3 separate regions of the Homo sapiens genome follow, and all the other regions are linked to region 1. A link is an interaction called in ENCODE POLR2A ChIA-PET data of the cell type or tissue named here. Cell type or tissue: OCI-LY7. All regions are shown on one strand.

Region 1 (8,000 bases):
TAGACATATGGCTGAAAGGGAGATTTGAATAGGGTTTTGCAGCAGCTATTTTAGTTGATGACACATCTTCAACTTAAATTGCAATTGCCTTTTTTCATTTCGCTTCATCCTTCTGTGATGATCCTAGTAGAAGTCAAATGAGATCATTTTTGATAGTTGGTTTGCAGGCTTCGGTGTATGCACCCAACCTTTCAAAGACTGCCTGTGCTTTTCAGGGAGCTCAGTTTTGTGACTGAAAGGATCAGCTATTCTCTTCTACCTTTTTAATGCACTACTGGTTTCTAGCAGCTGCTGCTTAACGCTGTTCATTCTTGAGTTTGGTGAATTGTTTTCTGTGCTCCATGTGATTTCTTTGTCTTTATGAGGTACATTTTGACTACAGGTGAGCCAATTTCCTGTGAATATAATCTATGCTTTGAAATTAAATTATCTTTATCCTCTTTAAATATGTAAATCTTCTTAGTATCTGCTAGTTTGCCTCTTGCTTTGTGGCTCCTTGTGTTCCTCTTGTAATGCTTGCTTAGCTTTTAATTTAAATACCAGACTGTGTTGGTTAGCATCCATAGAAGACATAGGCCTATTCAGGAAAGTGTGAATATTTGGCCACCATATTTAGGATTATTGGGGCATTTCTTTCCAATTTTTCAGAGTACAGAAAAAGAGGTGAGTTTCCTATTCCTTCCTAATCAAGTTCACCATCGACCTTGTACTTTTTGAACCAACTTGAATAGAAAAAAAACAACCTGAAGAATAATATGTTTACTATTTCTACATGGATATACTGACTATAACTATGGAAAATATATTTGATTAGTTACATGAGGCTCTCATGGTAAATGTGTCAGATATAGTCAATATTTTAGTATTGTCATGTAGTATTAAGTATTTTTCCATCAATGATTAGAAAGTTATGATTTTTTGTTGTTCAGCAAATTATCATGAAAAATTCAATAATGTTGCTTTTTCTTTTTGATAGCCAGAGGAAGTTAGAGAACAGATTTATCTAACACTAAACGGTCACTGGCAAGAACCTTTTCTTTGTAACATGTTACTTTGTTCCCTAACCTCATTCTCCTCCACCTGTAACAATGGTGAATATGAAGCAAGTGTTCAGTATCCTAGCTTTCTCTAATTTTCTGGGACGTATCTCTTTTAGTCTCCGTATATTAAATCTTAGGGAACCTGAAAGGCTTCTTTATTAGCCTTTTTTATTTCTCCCTAAAAGTATTGATGTTTTTATAGGAATCTCTGCTATCCAGGGATAAAACATAACATGCAATTAAAAAAATTTCAGCCATTGAGAATGTTTTTATAAATGGACAGATCAGTTACTTAAAAAGTTCTATAGATTTGTGATTAAAAAAATAGTTCCCTATTTGAATAATTGTCCAGGAAATTAGCTGTTGATCATATTTAAAATATAACATAAAAATGAGTCTTAAAATATGTATAGCTTCATTTGTGTTGATTGATGTTGTAACTTTTTTTGAGTAAAATGCATCATTAGAAAATGTATTTGGAATTACATTAAAAAGGATTCTATGTTTTGTTTATTGGTATCACACACGTGTCATGTGGGTCATAGACTTGTTTCATAGTAAAACAGATGGCATGGCAAGGGAGAAGAAACTTACATGCAAGTTTTTGCACAAATATCAAAGAAATTCAGTGTACTTTCTTTTCAAAAAAACATTAAAAACTCCAAAACCCAAGGAAGAAAAAGCTTCTTGCATTTATATAACAATTCTTAATCTATTAGTTGCAGGGCAAAAATAATAAAATATTAATTATATAGTCAAAAATAGCTTTTAACTATGAAGAAGTCTTCCTATCAAATTCTTCTGTTCATTAAACCTACTTTTGGTTATTATTTAAATGTAATTGGGCAGTTCCAAGAAAAGCTTCAGAACAGCTGTAATTACAGCTGCAGATTTAGTCAAAATAGGGGCTGTAAGAGGCTGTTTACTCTCCTTTTGCATCTCTTTCACCCCCACCCCAAATAACCCAAATTTAGTTGTAAAAGTTTTTGGTAAGCTCAGGATTTCTGAAACTGGAGTCTATGTATTTAACTGCATGCAGATGTGATGATTACATGTGACTTTTAAGGTTCCCATAACCTTTTAGTTCTTGTATTGCTCTATGCACAGTTAAGTGATTTTTGTCAGCTGTGTCTGTATTGAATTTTACAGATACACATATATTTTAAACACAGTTTAGTGATTTTTATCAAGGCCCAGGCATCTGCTCAAACTACTGAGAAGGGTAATAGTTTTCAATCTAAATTTGAGCTAATGTTGACATTATTACAAGTTGACTGGAAACATTTACAAAAGCCTGTATCTGTGTTAAAAAAATATATTTCTTCAAATTTTACTCTACTAGGAAATTGCCTTTGACTTCATCTGAAAACAAATTTGGCAAATGTCTTAATTTTTAGAGAAAGACCTACTATGATAAATCAAAAACTAAATACACATCTATGTCACATCCCTCCCTCCTCCCAGAGCTTTGATCTGGGGAGTTGATGGCATTCTAAGGTCTGGTTTTTAGTTAATCAGTCAGAGATTATATATAAGGGTTATGGAAGACTGTGGCAAAAAGCAAGGTTTAGAGCCTTTTTCCCTTTCCGAGTTAATTACCATTTCTTTTGCAGATGGCAGTTATGCTGAATATTGATCATAAGATACAATAACATATCTTGGATTCTCACCACAGTTTTACAGTGTTACCTACTCAGAATCTGGTTCAAAATTGTAGTGACTTGTTGAATTGCACATAGGGAAATTTGAAGAGCCTTCTGCTAAAGCCAACAATTTAACACTTTTAGTTAGAAGACCAAGTGAAACTTGCCTGTATTTGCATTGGACCATATTAAAACTGGTAAGGGTATAAAATTATATAGGACATGGTTCTTACCTCAAAGTACAGTGGGTAGACAAGGTGCAAATATATGCATTAAAATAATACATCAATGATTAGGGTAAATAAACTTACTTTTAAATCCCCAGACTCAACAACTCTTTAAATCTTGAATTCTAAAGATCGAGACCAACTTTCTTACAGATGAGGAAACATATTCAGAGAAGTGCAGTGAATTGTCATTAATCAAAGGGGGTTTATAGGTCATTCTAAATATGAGCTCAGTAATGACAATAGGTAGCAAGTTAACTTTGCTTTTTAAATCTTGAATGTCAGCTAATGTTGACTGATTGCTTGTTTCAAGTATTTTTACAGAGAAACTTCTGGTCCTTTTCTCATGTGAGTCCAGTGGGAATATCAGCAGCATGGGGACAATAGGTTATTTTCAGACTGGATAAAATTGAACAGAAGCCATTTCAGAGAATACTGGAGAACTGAAAAGAATAATAAAACACATTCATTAAGGCAAAATAAGGGAACTATATTTATAAAATCACATAATTTTTAAAGCACGAATTGATTTATAGGTATGAGGAAAGGTAGCAGGTAAAATGTGATATGGAATATAATTTTGATGATTAAGTATAACTTAATAATTATGTGAGGAAAAAGGAATTAACAGAAAATCTTTTAGGAAGGTAAATAGAACTTTGAGACTTTAGTAAGATAGGAAAAGTGAAATGTGAAAAACAAGTTAATTTTATATAGGGAGGCTATAGATTTAACTCATTGTTAAAAACTTGTCATCATCACAATCTTTTTGTGCCTTCTTCCTTACCCCACTGGTTCTCTCTTAAGAGAAGCTCTGGTGTCATGTGTTGTGATGTAATATAGTGCTGTAAAGTTCTGATTTTGTCACTTACAGCCAGCCTGGTCTTGGAATAAAATTTTGCTTATGAAGACATTAAAAAAATGAATAATTTTGAATTAGTTACTTGGACTTGTGAGCTTCAGTTACTTAGCAAAAAATGAGATTATGTCTTCAATGTGCCTAATTATACAATTGTTGGGACAATCAAGTGAAATCACATGAAAGTGTTTTAAAAACCAAAGGTAAGTAATATTTTTTTCATATTAAAACTGTAGATTCAATCCAACATGACAGATATTTATAAGCATGTTAAATCAAGTTTAGCCGAAAGCTGCCTTCTTACTTCAGTTTAGCCTAAAGGTTTTTGAGCTATAACAAGTGGAGGCATATTGTGAGCTATAACAAGTGGAGGCAGAAACAGACTGTAGCCACACTTGTGCCAGTCACTAAGTTTTGGCCAATCAAATGTAGTCAACTGTTCAAACTGTGTTCAAATAAGGCAAACACCAACCTGTAACCAGTCCAGCTGTTTTTGTACGTCACTTCCTTTTTCTGTATGTCACTTCCTTTTTCTGTACATCACTTTCCTTTTTCTGTCCTTAAATCTTCCACCATGTGGCTGTGCTGGAGTCTCAGCGCCTACTCTGGCTTAGGAGCGTGCCTGATTTGCAGATTGTTCATTGTTCAGTTAAACTCCTTTAAATTTAATTCTGCTGAAGTTTTTCTTTTATCAAGTACCTAATATGTCAGACGCAGTGTTGTAGACTTTAGATTTCAGGAGAAGGAAGAGAAAGGAAATAAAACATAATGTAAATGTCTATAATATATGACAGAATATGAAAAGGGTAATAAGAGATTCAGCTTACCTATATTTTGGCTTAGGCAAAGAGTTACCCACCTGAATCTGCTCTAAGTCCATGAGGCTTGTTTACCACAAGTGGCAAAGTAGGAATTTTGACCATTTCGTGTCTCTGTCTCTCCCTCCCCACCTGCTTCCCTTCTCTCCTCCCCTTTATCTCCCCACTCCCTCTCTGTCTCCCCATCTCTCTCCCTGCCATAAGGTGAAAGTTTAAACTTGGGCTCTCCAATAGTTGCAGATAGGAGCTTGTTGATTTTTTTGTGTACAAGCGTGAATCAGTGGCCAAGTCAAAGTGCCATAAGGAATGTACAATTTTTAGACTTTGGTGAGTATTGCCAATGATATAGCGTCTAGATTTTAATATCTGCATTGTATACCTTTCCAGGGCATAGAGGATTAAAGGGGGACTTTAGAAACAACTATTTCAGTCATCTGTGAAGATACTTTTTACAGAATCCCAGACTTAGCTTGACGGCTTTTTATAGTGAGGAATCTTTCTATCATGTAATGCAGACCACTTTATTATGGGCTCCAGTATTTGGAGTTCTTAGTCCCAAATGACCACCTTCTCCCTCTGTTATTCTGTATTCTTTTCATTTTGTTAGATATATTTTGGCTTGACTGAAGAGAGAACCTGTTGATGGGGAAGCTAGGAATAGAAAGAGAAGGGATAGGTTCAGGAAGCTTGACAAAAAAGGAAATAATGGTAGTAATAATGGTTAATAATTCTTAGCACTGAAGTCTCAGGTACTGTGCTAAATGCTTTTCTTATATTATAACCTATAGAATTGATGTTTTAATATTAAATATTAATTAAATGAAAGATTAGTTTGATAGTAAATAATAGTATTTACCCTCTGTTACAGAAAAGAAACTGAGCTACAATAATTTGCCCAGCAAAAGGTAGAGTTCTTGCTGGGCTATTGATTCTAGAGACCAAACCTTTAACATTGCCATGTATTGTCTCTTAGGGATAACCTTGGAGGCCTCTTTGGGAAAAATTTTCTCCTTTTTTTTTTCTAAGTATGATAGTGTTTGGAAATAAAAGATTAACATTTCAAGGCTGGTAATTTGGGTGGAAGTGGGGAGGAGGTGAATAAAATTTATTCAATATTTTAAGGTTAGATGAAGAGATAAGGAAAGGAAGGAACCTGGAAGCAGATGAGTGAATGTAATATGCTTTGTTAGTCAGGGAGAAAGGAAATTTTGGTTTAGCTGTTGTAATGACTACATTTTATAATACTATATAAACATGCAAGTTTGATCTTTGTATAGTTTAGTAAAAGCTATGGTCATTAGTTTATAGTCCAGTGCTGTCCAATAGAAATGTAGAGTGAACCACACATGTAATTTTTTAACTTTTTGTTAGCTACATTTAAAAAGCAAAAAGAAGCAGTTAAAATTGGTTTCAGTTATTTAACGTAATGTATTCAAAATATTTCAACAACTAATCAATATAAAAATATCAATTAGAGTTTTACATTCTTTTATTCATATTAAGTCTTTGAAATCCATGTGTATTTTACACTTATAGCACATCTCAGTTCAAACTAACCACATTTCATATGGCTACATTTGGCTACTGAATACCTTACCAGACAGTGCATTTACATACTATTAGAAGAGAAAAGGTTTATTGTAGTTGCTATGTTCATAAAAAGTTTCTGATTGAATTACAAGTAGATGGCTTATTCTCCCTCTGTATGTAACAAACAAGGAGTGAAGAGGAATCTGGGGCTGCAAAGCATCGCTCTCCAGTTGTATCCAGAGAATCTACTCAGGAGGGGCAACGTATTTTTTTATTTTTTATTTTTTAAATTTTACTTTAAGTTCTGGGATACATGTGCAGAATGTGCAGGTTCGTTGCATAAGTATACATGTGCCATGGTGGTTTGCTGCACCTATCAACCCATCATCTAGGTTTTAAGCCCCGCATGCATTAGGTATTTGTCTGAGGAATGAAACTATAAACATATTAAATCCTATAAAAAGAAAAAAAAGTAAGGTTCTGAAGGGTTCCAGAATTCAGGAGACGGAAGAGAAAGGATATTTTTTATACTTAAGGAAGTGGGGAGGAAGGTTTACCAAATGTTTAGGTTTCTGCTGATTGAGGCTTTGTTGTATAGTTAGAAGGACTTCCAAGAGACTCCAGAATTTCTGCTATCGTAGTTCTGGGCTCTGGTTTTACCTAAAAACTCAATGCTTTTTCTCTAGATAGAGCTCTGGAGGAGAGGCACACAGTTCTTACTTAGTGTGAAACATGGTGTTTGTTGGTTTAGGGACTTTGTACCTCTTTCTGGAACCTTTCAGAACCTTTTTTTTTCTTTTTATAGGATTTAATATGTTTATAGTTTCATTCCTCAGGCAGGAATTACTGAAGTTTGCTTTTCCCTTAAAAAAAAAAAAAACCCAGTAAATTAAATAATCACATTTAAAAAACTATAGCAAATCTTTTCTAACTATGAAAGTTAAAAAAAGTCATGTATTCTTTGTGAAAAGTTAGGTAATTGAGATACCTGTTTTTACATATTAAATGAACAGGTCTCAAGCAGAGTTTTCACTTTGGCTGCTGCTTCTTGCACTGGGGTTCCTTGGGCAGGAGCACTCTGGTGAATCATCACCTCTGGTTTGGATGTAGTAGTACTGGATATTTTGTTTCTTTTAAGGAGAGTGTGAACAAATGGGAGTTATGTGTTCCTCCGGGGTATGGTCCATTTGTATATTGCTCTTTATCTGTGTATCATATTTTATTTGGCTAAGAGCCTAATTATAATATATTTAATTTTTAAAAATCTTAGCTATTTGTAGGGTTTAAAAAACTAAACAACAGCAATAGGATTTGTATTGCTAATTGAGAGATACCAGGTTAAAATACAAGTTTTCTATATAATTTAGCAGAATAAAACACACTTATCATTTTTCCATTTTCTGAATTTGTAATATGCTAATGTTATCAGTATATAATATTTTTTGCTATGACTAATTGTGTTATATTTGTTGTGAATGTAGTCTTGGTTCAAGTAGGGGTAAGGAGGTATTTTGGAAACCAGTGCTTACCATTTTGGGGATAGGTGGTGGGAATAGACAAGCTAGAAATACACTTGGAAGGAAGAAAACCATTTAGTAGGAACTTGAGATGAGGGGAGAAACAGACATTTTTAGGAAAGTGTAGTGTTTTAAAAAATAAATTTAGACACAAAAAATTAATCATTAGGAACATAATCAGATTTTAGAAAAATTTAAGTAGAAAAAAATCACGTTAAATAGATAACTTTGAAGTAAATACTAATTATGTTTATATTTTGAGGGGAGGAAATAAGTCTCTTAGTTGGCCCCCTTGAGGCTGCCTAGATGTGGAGAACCATAAGACTGAGTTTGTACCATCTTTGAGTTAAAAAGCTAACCCTGAGT
Region 2 (8,000 bases), 110 kb before region 1:
CTTACCTGGCCTCCCTGCCTTCAGGCTCTTTCCTATTCATTCCATCTTTCACATGCTAGTAGAGAGATCTTTCTGGAACACAGTTCTGTTGATACGTACTCAATAACCACCATTGGATTCTTTTTTCTTTTTCTTTTCTTTTTTTTTTTTTTTTTTTTTTTTTTTGAAACAAAGTCTTGCTCTGTTGCCCAGGCTGGAGTGCAGTGGCATGATCTTGGCTCACCGCAATCGCCGCCTCCGAGGTTCAAGCGATTCTCCTGCCTCAGCCTCTCACGTGGCTGGAACTACAGGCATGTGCCACCACACTCAGCTAATTTTTATATTTTTAGTAGAGACGGGGTTTCACCATGTTGGCCAGGCTGGTGAACTCCTGACCTTGTGATCCGCCTGCCTTGGCCTCCCAAAGTGCTGGGATTACAGGCGTGAGCCACTGTGCCTGGCCCCATTGGATTTCTTTTACCCAAGAATAAAATACAGATTCCATAGTAAGGCCCTCATTATCTGGCCCCAATTCTCTAAAACCATTCCTAGATTCCCATCTCCATGATGTTACCTAAATTGCAGTTGTGTTTCCCCAATCATGAGTTCCTTCTTGTCTTTGCGTATACTATTCTCTTTGATTAGGACTGGTTTCAACTCAGATGGTTCAAATGAAGGGATAATTTACAGAGATACAGTCAGGGTAAAGGGAAATCACAAGAGTGGTTGAGATAACCAAAGACTAGCAAAGTGGGAACCTCTTATCTTCCCTAGGCCCAAAGGTCCCATGGGATGAAACACTGCCATCATAGCTCAGTGCAAGTTGGAGCCATGGGAAAGGGGCCATCAGTAGGAAATGCAGGCAGAGAGGGTGGCAGCCACTGCAAGAATCACAGTGTGGAAGCAGAATGGGCACAGTGAAGAAATATCCCAACTTCTCTGTCCTCCTGCCCTCTGATCTCCAGCCAGTGTCTTTCACTGGCCAAACTCAACCAGAAGCCAATGAACCACCAAGGATAGTCAGTTAAGGCAGGATACTAGTTAGGAAGCAGGGCAGTGAGAGGTGGGGAATAGATGGTGGTGCAATTAATGGTGGAGAAATTAAATGGATAATAACTACAAAATTCTCTTCTTAAAATTAAAGGAAATTTATTAATTTTGAGATAGGGTCTTGCTCTGTCACCCAGGGTGGAGTGCAGTGGTGTGATCATAGCTCACAACAGCCTCCATCTCCTGGGCTCAAGTGATCCTCCTGCTTCAGCCTCCCAAGCAGTGGGACTACAGGCATGCACCACCATGCCTGACTAAAATTCTTTTGTATATAGTAAAATTCTTTTTCTCTTCTAGGACACAGTTCAAATGTCACCTTTTATGTAAAGTCTTCCACCATTTTTGTCACCCCAAGATCCAGTTATTTCAATTCTCTATGTTACTTTAGCTGTTGTAATGCCTTCATTATTGAAGCTATCAGTCAGATTTATGATACAATTATTTATGAGATCTGCATCCATCTCTTGTATAATATTTTGTGATTTTGAATGAAAGGGATAGTGCTTCATTTGGTTCAGTGTCTTGCAGGTAACAGGCACTCAACTGTTGGGTGCATTTAAATGCATTTTCATGTTATCACCTTCTCAGCCTCTGTCGGGAAGATTTGTATATACTTGTAAACCATTGTCCTCACATTTTAAAATATTTCTAATTTTCATATGAGTTTGTTTCTTGGTTCTAATTCCACTTCTTGCTGGACTTTTCCCTTCTCTTTACCTACATTTCTTAGGTTAGATACTTTTTTTTTTTTTGAGACAGAGTTTCGCTCTTGTTGCCCAGGCTGGAGTGCAATGGCATGATCTCAGCTCACCGCAACCTCCACTGCCCGGGTTCAAGCAATTCTCCTGCCTCAACCTCCCGAGTAGCTGGGATTACAGGCATGTGCCACCATGCCTGGCTAATTTTTTTTTTATGTATTTTTAGTAGAGACGGGATTTCTTTATGTTGGTCGGGCTGGTCTCGAACTCCTGACCTCAGGTGATGCACCTGCCTCGGTCTCCCAAAGTGCTGAGATTACAGGCATGAGCCACCGCGCCCGGCCTTAGGTTAGATTCTTAACTGTAGCTCCTTAACAGTTTGTTGGGAATAAGCCCTCACTGATCCTGGCAAGGGTCTAAAAATCACTAGCTTTTTCCATATCCGAAGTGTTGCATATAAAAAAACTTTTCTTTAATTTTTGTATGCACTATGCTTAAAAATGAAGTCACAGTAAACCAATTTTTATTCTCCCTTAAACTCTGAACTCTTCTGAATAGAAGTTATGCTTGGCTTAACATGTTTTGCATATAGAAAAGGCTGTGAGATGCTCCTATTCTTTATAAATACCAACACCAAATGCAGACAACATATTTTTACTATGCAAACACTATTGTACATTAATGGTTTTGACTCACATTTGATTGTGGCTTTTAGATTTTTTATATGAAAATGGCTGTTTTCAGGCCCAATGAAAATATTATTTTTACATTTGTCATATTGAAAATGATAAAATAATGGCAGAAGTTATAATTGTCTTAGCAATTATGAGTTTTCACGGCAACTATTGTATTTTTCTTTGTCTTTTTTGTAGAGACAGTGTCTTGCCATGTTGCCCAGGCTGGTCTCAAACTCCTGGGCTCAAGCAATCCACTCACCTCAGTCTCCCAAAGTGCTAGGATTACAGGCGTGAGCCACGGCACCCAGCCTATTATATTTCGCATTTTAAGAAGTTCAGTCCAGCCATGGTGGCTCATGCCTGTAATCCCAGCACTTTGGGAGGCCGAGGCGGGTAGATCACCTGAGGTCAGGAGTTTGAGACCAGCCTGGCCAACGTGGTGAAACCCCGTCTCTACTAAAAATACAAAAATTAGCTGGGCGTGGTGGCATGTGCCTGTAATCCCAGCTACTTGGGAGGCTGAGGTGGGAGAATCGCTTGAGCCCAGGAGGCGGAGGTTGCAGTGAGCAGAGACTGCGCCCTTGCACTCCAGCCTGGGTGACAGAGTAAGACTCCATCTAAAAAAAAAAAAGAAGTTCAGTGGTGCATGCCTGTAGTCCCAGCTACTCAGGAGGCTATGGCAGGAGAATTTCTTGAACCCAGGAAGTGGAACTTGCAGTGAGTCGAGATGGTGCCATTGCACTCCAGCCCAGGTGGATGGCTTGAGCATAGGCATTTGAGACCAGCCTGGGAAACATGGTGAAACTCTGTTTCTGCAAAAAAATTAGCTGGGCATGGTGGTGTGCGCCTATAGTTTTAGCTACTTGGGAGGCTGAGGTGGGAGCATCTCTGAGCCCAGGGAGGCAGAGGCTGCAGTTAGCTGCGATTGCGCCACTACCCTCCAGCCTGGGCCACAGAGTGAGACCTCGTCTCAAAAAAAAAAAAAAAAAAAAAAAAAAGAAAGGGAAGTTCAACTTGGGTCTTCGTTTTTTAATATCTTTTCTTAACATGCTCATGCCTTCCTCTACTTTCTGGAACATATGGAACATAGTTATGATTGCTGTTTCAATGTCTTTGTCTACCAATTTTATTTATTACCTGTATCATATCTGGATATGTTTCTATTGATTAATTTATTTTTTTCCTCATTATGGATTATATTTTTCTGATTCTTTATATGCCTGGTAATTTTTTCTTGTATTCCGTATTGTGAATTTCACATTGTTGGATGCTGAATTTTTGTTTATTTGTGTTTGTCTTCCTTTAATTTTTTTTTTTTTTTTTTTTTTGAGACAGAGTCTCACTCTGTTGCCCAGGCTGGAGTGCAGTGGTGCGATCTCAGCTTACTGCAACCTCTGCCTCCTGGGTTCAAGTGATTCTCCCACCTCAGCCTCCCCAGTAGCTGGGATTACAGGCGCCTACCATCACGCCCGGCTAATTTTTGTATTTTTAGTAGAGACAGGGTTTCACCATGTTGGTCAGGCTGGTCTTGAACTTCTGACCTAAGGTGATCCGCCTGCCTTGGCCTTCCAAAGTGCTGGGATCACAGACATGAGCCACCATGCCCGGCTAAATATTTTTGAGTTAAATATTTAAATATCCTTTAAGTATTTTGACACTTAAATTTAAGTGACTTGGAAACAGTTTGAGCCTTCTGAGGCTTGCATGTAAACTTTGATAGGCAAGTGCAGAGCAACTTTTAGTCTAAGGCTAATTTGGCCTCACCTTTCTGAATCCTCAACCTGATGCTCCACATATCGCCAAGTTTTTCCATTCGGGGAATGTGAGCTATTTCCATTCCTGCGTGATTGCCAGTAACCGCTCCATTCAGGTGTCTCTTTCCCTGGTCAAAGGTAGTTTCCTCACACATGTGTGCTGACAGATACGCAGCTGAAGACTCAAGAGGAAGCCCCTGCACAACTCTAGAACTAGCTCTTTTTGTGCAGCTGTCTCCTATCTGGTAATCTACCCTACGAATTCAAAATGGTAACAGGCACAGTTATCAACAGTTGTTGAGTGCCTGTAAATTCAGGACTCCGCCTCTCTGAATTCTCAACTTCATCTGTTCAATTCAGAATATCTGCCAGGCTTTGTTGGGGTTTCTCTTGCCTGTGCTGTAGCCTGGAATCTTTCCAGGCAGTGAGCTGGGGCAATTATAGGTTCACCTGATTTGTTTTTCTTCTTTCAAAGATCATTGTCTCATGTTGCATGTTGTCCAACATCTGAAAACTGTTTTGTATATTTTATCTCATTTTCAGTTGCTTAAGGTACACAGTAAATCAGGCCCATGTTATTCCATCATGACCACAAGTAGAAGTCGCACTTTTGGTTTTTAAATAGGGGATGAGGAGGTATGTTTAACCAATTTTGTGTCAGAAAAAGAAGCCAGAGTATGATCATGGCCCAGTTATTTATCTTCTTCTTAGCCTTACTGTCTTATTTATAAGATGAAGAGGTTGGTCTATATATTATAAAGTTCTTCTCTGCCTCTTAAATTCTGTGATTTTATAAGTAAGCACAGGAGTATCTTTATAGAGAAACTGTTGTATCTTCCCAAAGTGATAAAGTTTCAGCAGTATGGAACTCCCATTTTGCCATAGTCGAGCAAATTTAGGAGGGAAGATTTGTGTTTTAATAGATAAAGAAGGAGTCTTTAGTTAAAAACTTGAAATGGACAATACCAATCCTACAGTACACACATGAAAAATGACCAAATAATCTGAAGATGAGGAAATATATAGGAATATTCTTTGTTGCATTATTGGGCCTAAGCAAACTGTATTAGATATGTAGTAAGTGTTCAGTGCATATCTGTTGACTATCTTAGTGGCACATGGATCCATTTACCTAATAAGGAAAACTAATTGAAAAAGCTTCCACTATAGCAAAAGTAAAAATTTATCAATATCGGCCGGGCATGGTGGCTCACGCCTGTAATCCTAGCGCTTTGGCAGGCCAAGGCGGGCAGATTGCCTGAGCTCAGGAGTTCAAGACTAGCCTGGGCAACATAGTGAAACCCCGTCTCTGCTAAAATACAAAAAATTAGCCGGGCGTGATGGTGTGCACCTGTAATCCCAGCTACTCAGGAGGCTGAGGCAGGAGAATTGCTTGAACCCAGGAGGCGGAGGTTGCAGGGAGCTGAGATCGCGCCACTGCACTCCAGCCTGGGTGACAGAGTGAGATTCCATCTCCAAAAATAAAAAATAAAAAATAAAAAATAATCCATCAATATCAGATTTGCTAGTGGTACATCCACATAATGGAATATTGTGCAGCAAACACAGTGCAGCTGAGTGGTATGCGTTAATATGGAATAGTTTCAAAGAAAAATTGTGAAATTTTTTAAAATATAAAAACAAGATCACTACATTTTATATATATAAATGAATATGTTAAAATATAAATGTATATATGCATATATAAATGAATACATACATATTTATATATTTGAGACAGGGGCTTACTCTGTCACCCAGGCTGGAGTGCAGTGGCATGATCCTAGCTCACTGTAGCCTTGGACTTAAGTGATCCTCCTGCCTTGGTCTCCCAAAGTGCTGGGATTACAGGTGCAAGCCACTGTACCTGACATACTATATATATACATATATATATAAAAAAATTATTTTTTATTTTTATTTTTTATTTTCTTTTTGAGACAAGGTCTCATTCTGTCACCCAGGCTGAAGTGCAGTGGTGTGTGTGATCGTGGCTTCCTGCAGCCTAAACTTCCCTGGGCTCAAGCGATCCTCCCACCTCAGCCTCCCAAGTAGCTGGGACCACAAGAGTGTGCCACCACACCCTGATATTTTTTTTTTTTTGAGTCAGAGTCTCACTCAGTTGCCCAAGCTGGAGTGCCTCAGCCTCCCAAGTAGCTGGGATTACAGGCACTTGCCAACAAGCCCGGCTAATTTTTCGTATTTTTAGTAGAGATGGGGTTTCACCATATTGGCCAGGCTGGTCTTGAACCCCTGACCTCAACTGATCCACCTACCTCAGCCTCCCAAAGTGCTAGGATGACAGGCTTGAGCCACTGTGCCCAGCCCTGGCTAATTTTTATATTTTTAGTAGAGGTGGGGTTTTTGCCTTATTGCCTAGGCTTGTCTCGAAATCCTGAGCTCATGTGATCTGCCCACCTCAGCCTTCCAAAGTGCCGGGATTACAGGTGTGAGCTACCATGCCCAGCCATGGCATACTGTATACAGTTTTGTTCTCTTTAATTTATATAATAATTTTATAATAAAAAAGATTTAAAAAGGAAAAAGAAACATGCATAATAGTATATACATACTATATATAAAAATATGTTTAAAGGCAATATATAAGTACAATTGGGAGGCTGAGGTGGGCGGATCATGAGGTCAGGAGATCGAGACCATCCTGGCCAACATGGTGAAACCCCGTCTCTACTAAAAATACAAAAATTAGCTGGGCCTGTTGGTACACGCTTGTAATCCCAGCTACTTGGGAGGCTGAGGTGGGAGGATCGCTTGAGCCCAGGGAGGTTTAGGCTGCAGGAAGCCACGATCACACACACCACTGCACTTCAGCCTGGGTGACAGAATGAGACCCTGTCTCAAAAAGAAAATAAAAAATAAAAATAAAAAATAATATTTATATATATATGTATATATACAGTATGTCAGGTACAGTGGCTTGCACTTGTAATGGCTTGAACCCGGGTGGTGGAGGTTGCATTGAGCTGAGATTGTGCCACTGCACTCCAGCCTGGCGACAAAGCGAGACTTCGTCTCAAAAAAAAAAAAAAAAATACATGCTTGTAAGTAAGATAATACATCTAGAAGGATAAACAAATTGGTGACACTGGTGCTTCAGGGAAGGGGGACTAGGGGATAGTGTAGAAGAGAGGTTCACTTTTCCTTTTATGCCTTTTTACATAACTTTTGAATTTTTTATCATGTGCATGTTGTCTAGTTTTCAAAAAATGCAGCTACTAGATATACATAAATTGACTTTTTTCAATGAAGTAATTCAGGTTTTCTAAAAGGGTTATTATATTACTACATATCAGTTTGAGGAAATTTCCACATCTCTAGACTAGATGATGTATTTAAAGGAGGCAAACCACACCCACTTTTACTACTATCACCCCAGGAAAGTACAGGACACCACCAAGTCTACGATTAATTTCCTATTCTTTTTTTTTTTTTTTTGAGATGGAGTCTCGCTATGTCACCCTGGCTGGAGTGCAGTGGCGCCATCTCGGCTCACAGCAACCTCCGCCTTCTGGGTTCAAACGATTCTCCTGCCTCAGCCTCTTGAGTAGCTGGGACTACAGGCACACGCCACATTAGCACCTGGCTAATTTTTTGTATTTTTAGTAGAGACAGGGTTTCACCGTGTTAGCCAGGATGGTCTCGATCTCCTGACCTCTTGATCGGCCTGCCTTGGCCTCCCAAAGTGCTGGGGTTACAGGCATGAGCCACTGCGCCCGGCCTAATTTCCTATTCTTTGTGGAAATAATTATCATGCTAGTGATACCTACTGATACCTACTGGCATCTGGAACATGAGGGAAAGAACAAGACCATTTGTATCCT
Region 3 (8,000 bases), 450 kb before region 1:
CACTGTTGCCTCGACTTTCCAGGCTCAAGTGATCATCCTCAGCCTCCTGAGTAGCTGTGACTACAGGCATCCACCATCCGCTAATTTTTTAAATTTTTGTAGAGACAAAGCCTCACCACATTGCCCAGGTTGGTCTCAAACTCCTGGGCTGACGTAATCCTCCTGCTGCGGCTTCCCCAAGTGCTGGGATTACAGGTGTGAGCCACCATGCCCAGCCTCTTATTTATTTATTTATTATTTATTTATTTATTTATTTATTTATTTATTTATTTATTTATTTATTTATTTATTGAGATGGTGCCTTGCTCTGTTGCCCAGGCTGGAGTGCGGTGGTGCAGACCAGCTCACTGCAACCTCTTTCTCCCAGGTTCAAGCGATTCTCCTGCCTCAGCCTCCCAAGTAGCTGGGATTATAGGCGTGCGCCACGACACCCAGCTAATTTTTACGGGGTTTCGCCATGTTGATCAGGTTAGTCTCAAACTCCTGACCTCAAATGATCCTCCTGCCTTGGTCTCCCAAAGTGCTGGGATTACAGGCATGAGCCCCCGCACCTGGCCAGCCTTTTAAAAATATGACATCCCATTAGTACATTTGATTGTCTGACTTTTAAGAATACTTTGAGGCTGGGCGTGGTGGCTCACGCCTGTAATCCTAACACTTTGGGAGGCTGAGGCGGGCGGATCACGAGGTCAGGAGTTCGAGACCAGCTTGGCCAACATAGTGAAACCCAGCCTCTACAAAATATACAAAACATTAGCCGGGTGTGGTGGTGGGTACCTGTAATCCCAGCTACTCGGGAGGCTGAGGCAGGAGAATTGCTTGAACCCAGGAGGCAGAGGTTGCAGTGAGCCGAGATCGCACCATTGCACTCCAGCCCAGGTGACAGTGTGAGACTCCATCTCAAAATAAATAAATAAATAAAAATAATACTGCCGGGTGCAGTGGCTCATACCTGTAATCCCAGCACTTTGGGAGGCCAAGGCAGGCAGATCACGAGGTCAGGAGTTCGAAACCAGCCTGACCAACATGGTGAAACCCTGTCTTTACTAAAAATACAAAAATTAGCCGGGCGTGGTGGCATGCACCTGTAATCCCACGTACTCAGGAGGCTGAGGCAGGAGAATCACTTGAACCCAGGAGGCGGAGGTTGCAGTGAGCCAAGATTGTGCCACTGTACTCCAGCCTCGGCATCAGAGCGAGACTCTGTCTCAAAAATAAATAAATAAAAATAAAAATATTTCATTGCATGGTTCGTTTCCATCTCTTAATCCTTCTTCTTATACTTTGAGAGATTCTCTTAGTATTTATCTTCTAATCCTCTTGTTTTTATTTTTGTAATCCTATTTTTAGTTTTCCTCCCTGACTACTTTTACTTCCTGACTACTTTTTTATCTACTCTCTTGTTCTTTTCTGGGGATATTTTGTCCTCTCAATAGTCTTACTTCATATAATATTTTATCTAAAGATACAACTTTAAAAAGTTTTCTTTTGCTCCCTGTCTTATTTCCTCCAATTTATTTTTGTTTGTTTTGGTCTCCTCTTTCATAGTAGAGACTGTGGTCAAATGTCTGGTACTCTACAGCTGTCTGTTCATATTTAAGGATCCAGCACTGAAAAGCTGCTGGGGAGCTCTGCGAGAGTGGGCAGGATCAAGCCATTCATTGGGGAATTCTCAAAGCAGTGTCTGTAGGGTTTTTCCCTTGGGCTTATCAGTTCCCTCAGAGAGGAATCTTCTAAATTCCTGCTTGGGGTATGAAACTGGCAGCCTTGTGTGAAATACACAGAGGAATGGGGCTGGGGGTATTGTGTTGAGATTACTGACTCTCACGTAATCACATTTGGTACAGTGCTCCCTCCTCCTCTTAGCTTGTTGGATATTCTGGAACTCAGATCCTTTTGATTAAACCTCTGAAACTTCCCATCTTCTGCTGGATTTGAGTAGGGGACTTAAAGGTCTGATTCTTATATAAGTTTGCAACCAACAAACTTGGTTCAGACGCATTCCACTTTGTGGAGGTTCCCTGTATCTCTAATCCTGGAGCCTTTTATTGGAGCAGATCACCTTGCTTTTTGTTGCCCCTCTCCCATCCCTATCCTTTGGGTAGGAAAGGTTTCTCTATTCTACTAAGTCAGTTATTTCTTGTCCTTCTTGTGTTAGTCCATTTTGTGTCAGTATAAAGGAATACCTGAGGCTGGGTAACTTAGAAAGAAAAGAGGTTTATTTGGCTCATGGTTCTGCAGGCTGTTTAAGAAGCCATCACCACCTGGCCTAATTATAATTTTTAAAAATAACGTTTATTTTTTAATAGTATACAGGTTCATTATAAAAACTTTTTGAACAAATAGAAAAACAAAAAGGAAAAATATTACTAGTAGACCTGTACTCAAAGATCACCAGAGGCCAAGTGCGGTGGCCCATGCCTGTCATCCCAACGCTTTGGGATGCTGGGGTGGGAGGATTCCTTGAGGCCAGAAATTTAAGACCAGCCTGGGTAACATGGCAATGCCCCATCTCTACAAAAAATACAAAAAATGGTCCGGGTATGGTGGGGCACGCCCATAGTCCCAGCTACTCAGGAGGCTGAGGTGGGAGGATTGCCTGAGTCCAGGAGGTTGAGGCTGCAGTGAGCCATGATCTGCAGTCAACCTAGGTAACAGAGTTAAGACCCTGTTTCAAAAATAAAAGATCACTAGAATCAACAATCACTCTTTAATTTTATTTTAACTTGATGGTTATCACTATATATATATGTATATATATGTATATATATGTGTGTATATATATATATGTATATATATGTGTATATATGTACATATATGTATATGTATGATTTTATAACTTTTTCCCAAAGAGTAATAATTTGAATTATTATGTTTCTTACACAAGTAGGCTGTTTCTAAGTGTCTGGGTTTTTAACATTTTACAGTTTTTATTATACTTACATTTTTTGGAGACCTAGTCTCACTCTTTCACCCGGGCTGGAGCACAATGGTGTGATCATAGCTCACTGCAGCCTCGAACTCCTCGCCTCAAGTGATCTTCTTGCCTTAGTCTCCTGAGCAGCTGGGATTACACATGGGTGCCACCAGGCCCAGCTTTTTTTTTTTTTTTTTTTTGAAAAGACATTTCCAAAAGTTAATTAGTTGGCATCTTTTCATTCATAGTTGTGATGGTTCACACCTTAATCTGAGTGAACTTTTTCTCTGCCACCTAGGATGGTCCTGGTCTTGTGTACGTCCACTCACTGGCCACTCATTCTGCTTTTCTCAATCTCTTCTTAGGTGTCAGAACTGGGAAGGTGGCATTGGCGGGGTACCAGGGATGGAAGCCCATGGTGGCTATACCTTCTGTGGCCTGGCCGCGCTGGTAATCCTCAAGAGGGAACGTTCCTTGAACTTGAAGAGCTTATTAGTAAGTATCTTTTGAGCCATCCCCCTCTCAGGCCCCAGGTCATGGTGATGTGATTGTACTCAGACATGCAGGCTTCAGGAGAGTTTGGCTATGGGAAGGGCTAAGAGAGTTAGCTCTGTTCCAACACAGAGGAAGGAGTGAGCAGCTGCTCTGTCTTGGCTCCCCCTTCTGCCTTTCTGTCTTCCTGCTTAGAGCTTTTTACATAGTGTGTAGACTACATAGACTGTGTGCTGCAGACATCTGGTGTGAGCAGAGTACCTTCCTTATACTTCAGTTTCGTAGAATTAGAGGTTATCGTGTGTTATAGAAAGAACCTCCTAAGAGGAAAAGTTACAAGAAGAGCTTTGCAGCATTTCGAAACCAAACTTTTATTACCTGCTGCACTGTGTAAACATTTAGTACCTACATTTAAATGAGTTGTTTAGGCAGAGCTGGCTAATTGCATTGAGAAGGCAGCCCAACATTTATGTCTGGACCCCACGCTCCTGGCCAGTATTCAGAAGAAACTCAGAAAGCAGTCAGCTTCAGGGAGTCACTAGATTGTAGTTAAATGATCAGTGGGTGCACAAACACACACACCTCCACGGCCACCAGGGAGAAGGCATTCCCCGTCATGTCATTTGGGGAGCATGTACCCCCTGACCATGACGTCAAAGCAAACCAGCTGCAACTGACATGCACCTCCTCTCCCTGAGTTCAGATGCCAGCCTCCCGTTATGCGGCCCATCGTGAGCTTCCTGGAGAGTTTCTGTTGTACCCTGTAGACATGTAACCAGCAGTGTCTTGCCTCCACCTTCAGAAAGCCTCCCCCGGTGTAGTCTTTTTAAAGATTCATGAAGGCTTGAAGGCTCATGCTGAAACAGCCAACTTTGTATGCTGAACTTAAGAGTTTCTCAGATGTTTTAAAATCTGAACACCAATAAGGCATGAAACAAAAAAGTCCCATCTCCCAGGCAGAGATAAGGAATGTGATTAGGGAGTGCCTCAGTTATAAAGACAGTGTTCTAGATTTGAACCCTGTCCCTACTACATTTGAGACATGAGTCCTTGGGCAAATTGTCTAATCTCTTTTAGCTTGATATTTTTTTCTTTTATAAGGTAGGGATAACAATCCTTATTTTTTTAAGGTTAAAGGAGAGAACATTTATAAACAGCCTGGCACATAGTAGGTACTTAATAAATGTTAGTGTCCCTCTAACCCACAGTAATAATCTTTTTGGCACAAGGGACCAGTTTTGTGGGAGATAATTTTTCCGTGGACCTGGGGTTGGGGGTGGGACGGGGGGTGATGGCTTCAGGATGATTCAAGTACATTACATTTATTGTGTACTTTATTTCTATTATTACACTGTAATATATAATGAAATAATTATACAACTCACCATAATGTAGAATCAGTGAGAGCCCTGAGCTTGTTTTCTTTCAACTAGACAGTCCCATTTGGGGGTGATGGGAGACAGTGACAGATCATCAGGCATTAGACTCTCATGTAGAGCGTGCAACCTAGAAGCCTGGCATACACGGTTCACAGTAGGGTTTGCGCTCCTATGAGAATCTAATGCTGCTGCTGATCTGTCAGGAAGTGGAGCTCAGGCAGTAATGGGAGCAGTGAGGAGCAGCTGTAAATACAGATTAAGCTTCACTGGCTCACCCACCACTCATGTCCTGCTGTGCAGCCTGGCATGGTCTGGGGGTTAGGGACCCCTGCTCTAATCCAGACTACTCCCTTCCATTTGCTTTGGGAGAAGTAGGACCCATATCTGAAGTATGAATTCCTATAGCCCAAGGAAACAGAACAAATCCATGGGCTTAGGCACTGGAAAAAGTAAATTAGTCTGCTTAAAAACACTTAAGCCCTGCGGTAAGTAGAAATGAGGAACCGACTCCCACTGCAGCGCCTGCTTTCTCTCTGCCTGAGTAATGCTTAGCCCACTTCCATTACATGCTGGAAGCCCTGGTTCATTTAAGATCAACCGAGGATATATTAGTACCTGAACCTGCAGTACAGTGTTTTCTGTCTCTTTTAAGCATTTGTGACTGTGACTCTCTATGGGCAGGTGTTGCCTTGAAGAGGGAATAATCTAAACAACAGCTTTTAGGGGAGGGCTGGCCCCCACTTCCATCAAGGGTCCCAGTGGCTCCTTTCAGGACCTTTACCTAGTAAGACTCTAGAAACAGGAAGTACCCTCCCCTGTACCCTTTCAGTTGAGTGAGGCAGCTCTGTAAGTCCGTGGCTGGAACGGCCTAGGTGGTCTAGGGAGGGAAATGGAAATGTCATATCTGCTCAGCCAGTTGGTTCTGCTCATTCTGAGGGACCAAACCCATGACTATCTTGATCTTTGTAGTAGAGTGTGTTTAGAAAACTTGTAGATAAGCAAGGAATGGTGGTATCGTGTGTGACCGCTGAGTGACATCAAGACCAAGACCTATTTTACAGCTTCAAAGTAAAAGATTTTCTTATATCAGCCACAGACTGGGCAGAGTTGTCATTTGGTAATTAGAATGAATGGCTTCTGCTTTCAGGCCTGCTAGTGACTTGCTAAGAGACCTTGGGTAAATTTCCCCAGGTGCCAAGTAAAAGTCAGGAGCAGTTTGAGATCATCTGATGAAATGTAGTACCAGGCCGGGCACGGTGGCTCACGCCTGTAATCCCAGCACTTTGGGAGGCCGAGGCGGGTGGATCATGAGGTCAGGAGATCGAGACCATCCTGGCTAACAAGGTGAAACCCCGTCTCTACTAAAAATACAAAAAATTAGCCGGGCGCGGTGGCGGGCGCCTGTGGTCCCAGCTACTCGGGAGGCTGAGGCAGGAGAATGGCGTGAACCCGGGAAGCGGAGCTTGCAGTGAGCCGAGATTGCGCCACTGCAGTCCGCAGTCCGGCCTGGGCGACAGAGCGAGACTCCGTCTCAAAAAAAAAAAAAAAAAAAAAAAAAAAAAAAAGAAATGTAGTACCAAATTCCATTTATCTGCTTTTAATAAACTCCCCGGAGCAGGGAAGTAATGAGAAATGAGCTACTGGTAGTCTTGCCTTCAATTTCCAACTTAAGCCATGTTTATTAAGAGACTTTGAAGGTCTCCTTACAAACCAGCTTGGCCTCTTTATCTTCTCAGCACTGGCACTGCTTTGGAACCCAGGAAAAGGTAGTTGTCTGCCAGGCATTGAGCAGAGATCAGTGCTGGATGCCTCTACAGCGTTGGCTTAAATGCTTCACTCTGTGTCTATGGCAGTGTGGGGAGGGAAGGAAAGAAAACCAGAGCACCAAAACTAGAGTGCCAAGAAGCCACAAGATGGGAAACCCTCCATCCCACAGATTGACTCCTGGAGATTCTGTCGGGCTGGATTTTGTCTCTTTTAGCCTACAACTGCCTTTCCCATCTGTGTCTCCTCAGCAATGGGTGACAAGCCGGCAGATGCGATTTGAAGGAGGATTTCAGGGCCGCTGCAACAAGCTGGTGGATGGCTGCTACTCCTTCTGGCAGGCGGGGCTCCTGCCCCTGCTCCACCGCGCACTGCACGCCCAAGGTGAGCCTGGGGAGCTGTTCACTTGGGGCTGGATGATTTCCCTCCACTACTCACAAAGTCTGGAAGCCCAGCGTGCTTTTTTAGAGGGGTTGAAATGAGCTCTGTCTATCCTGGATTTTGAGTGCCCAGTGTGGAACCTCATGCCGTGGGGCATGCGAATGCAGAGTAAGATTTAGTTTCATTGGTTTAGTGTCATTCTTTGCTTCTTCAAATTGGCTGCGACAGAATGAGCTTCCTTGAAATTGCTACGGGGAGCGGGGAGGAAGTGGGCGCTGCTTCTGCGTTATCTGGAAGGAGCAGCCCACTCCTGTCCTGGGCTCTGTGGTGATTGCCACCTCCTCTGGGTGCAGGGCAGAGCTGAAAACCCTCAGTGTTGCAACAGTCACTGTTGCAACAGCAACAGGAAAGGCAACTGCGTAAAGGGGTAGAGAACCAGAACCCATGTGTAGGGGTGGGTTGTAGGGGTGGGTTGCCCCTACACCATGGAGAAGAGACTCGCCGTGTCTGACTGGCTGCAGAGTTGTCACTATTAGAAATGTTTTATTTTACATTCATTGAATAAGCCTAAATGGGAGTTTGTTCCACCTGCACCATTGGAGTAGAGAAATCCACGTTCGTTTCTGTGGGGTCTCAAATGGGAACGCAAAACCGAAGTAGTTAGTGAGCAAAAAGTCTGGGAACATTCTCTCTCTATCTCTTGAAACCTCAGTCTGCCTGCTAACTCCTGCACCATCTTTCTGGTGTACTTGATGTGAGAGCAGGTGTCTCTGAGTAGACCTGTGGGAGAGAGGAAGTCATGGGGCCCTGCTGGTTGCTGATCTGTTTTTGGAATGAGATCCCTGGGTCCAAAGAGAAGCTGTTCTTCGGACTTAGTTGGATAATGTAACTGCTCAAATGTAAAAGATGAGATTCTTTTCTGCCCCTCCCCATACTTTTTTTTCCTGTTTCTGAGCCCCCCACCCCCCGTCTTCCCCCCTCCCCGCCGCCCCCGAGATGGAGTCGTGCTCTGTCTCCCAGGCTGGAGTGCAGTGGCACGATCTTGGCTCACTGCAGCCTCCACCTCC

The links. Peaks named below come from ENCODE experiments on the same cell type or tissue, not always from the same donor. Only the 100,000 strongest peaks of a DNase experiment are listed, where the experiment ranks them.
Region 2: POLR2A ChIA-PET joins it to region 1 with 7 read pairs; 2 of 35 experiments call an interaction of 5 or more read pairs at or near these places.
Region 3: POLR2A ChIA-PET joins it to region 1 with 9 read pairs; 2 of 35 experiments call an interaction of 5 or more read pairs at or near these places.

Annotation. Positions count from the first base shown.
Region 1 is chr14:65,488,202-65,496,201 of GRCh38, forward strand. The region is part of intron 2 of FUT8 (fucosyltransferase 8); the gene reads left to right. Among named protein-coding and RNA genes, the nearest start is that of MIR625, 21 kb to the left of the region's middle. In OCI-LY7, no CTCF peak of the experiment used is centred here; DNase peaks (open chromatin) are centred at 230 and 4,260; H3K4me3 peaks cover 566 bases; H3K27ac peaks cover 568 bases.
Region 2 is chr14:65,383,128-65,391,127 of GRCh38, forward strand. It overlaps a transcript of FUT8 not described here. Among named protein-coding and RNA genes, the nearest start is that of FUT8-AS1, 25 kb to the right of the region's middle. In OCI-LY7, no CTCF peak of the experiment used is centred here; no DNase peak of the experiment used is centred here.
Region 3 is chr14:65,037,508-65,045,507 of GRCh38, forward strand. It overlaps CHURC1-FNTB (CHURC1-FNTB readthrough), which reads left to right. Exons shown (of 14, transcript NM_001202559.1): 10 at 3,283-3,412; 11 at 6,804-6,936. It overlaps FNTB (farnesyltransferase, CAAX box, subunit beta), which reads left to right. Exons shown (of 12, transcript NM_002028.4): 8 at 3,283-3,412; 9 at 6,804-6,936. MIR4706 (microRNA 4706) reads left to right here and starts at 7,181; the gene lies at 7,181-7,262. It also overlaps a transcript of MAX not described here. In OCI-LY7, no CTCF peak of the experiment used is centred here; no DNase peak of the experiment used is centred here.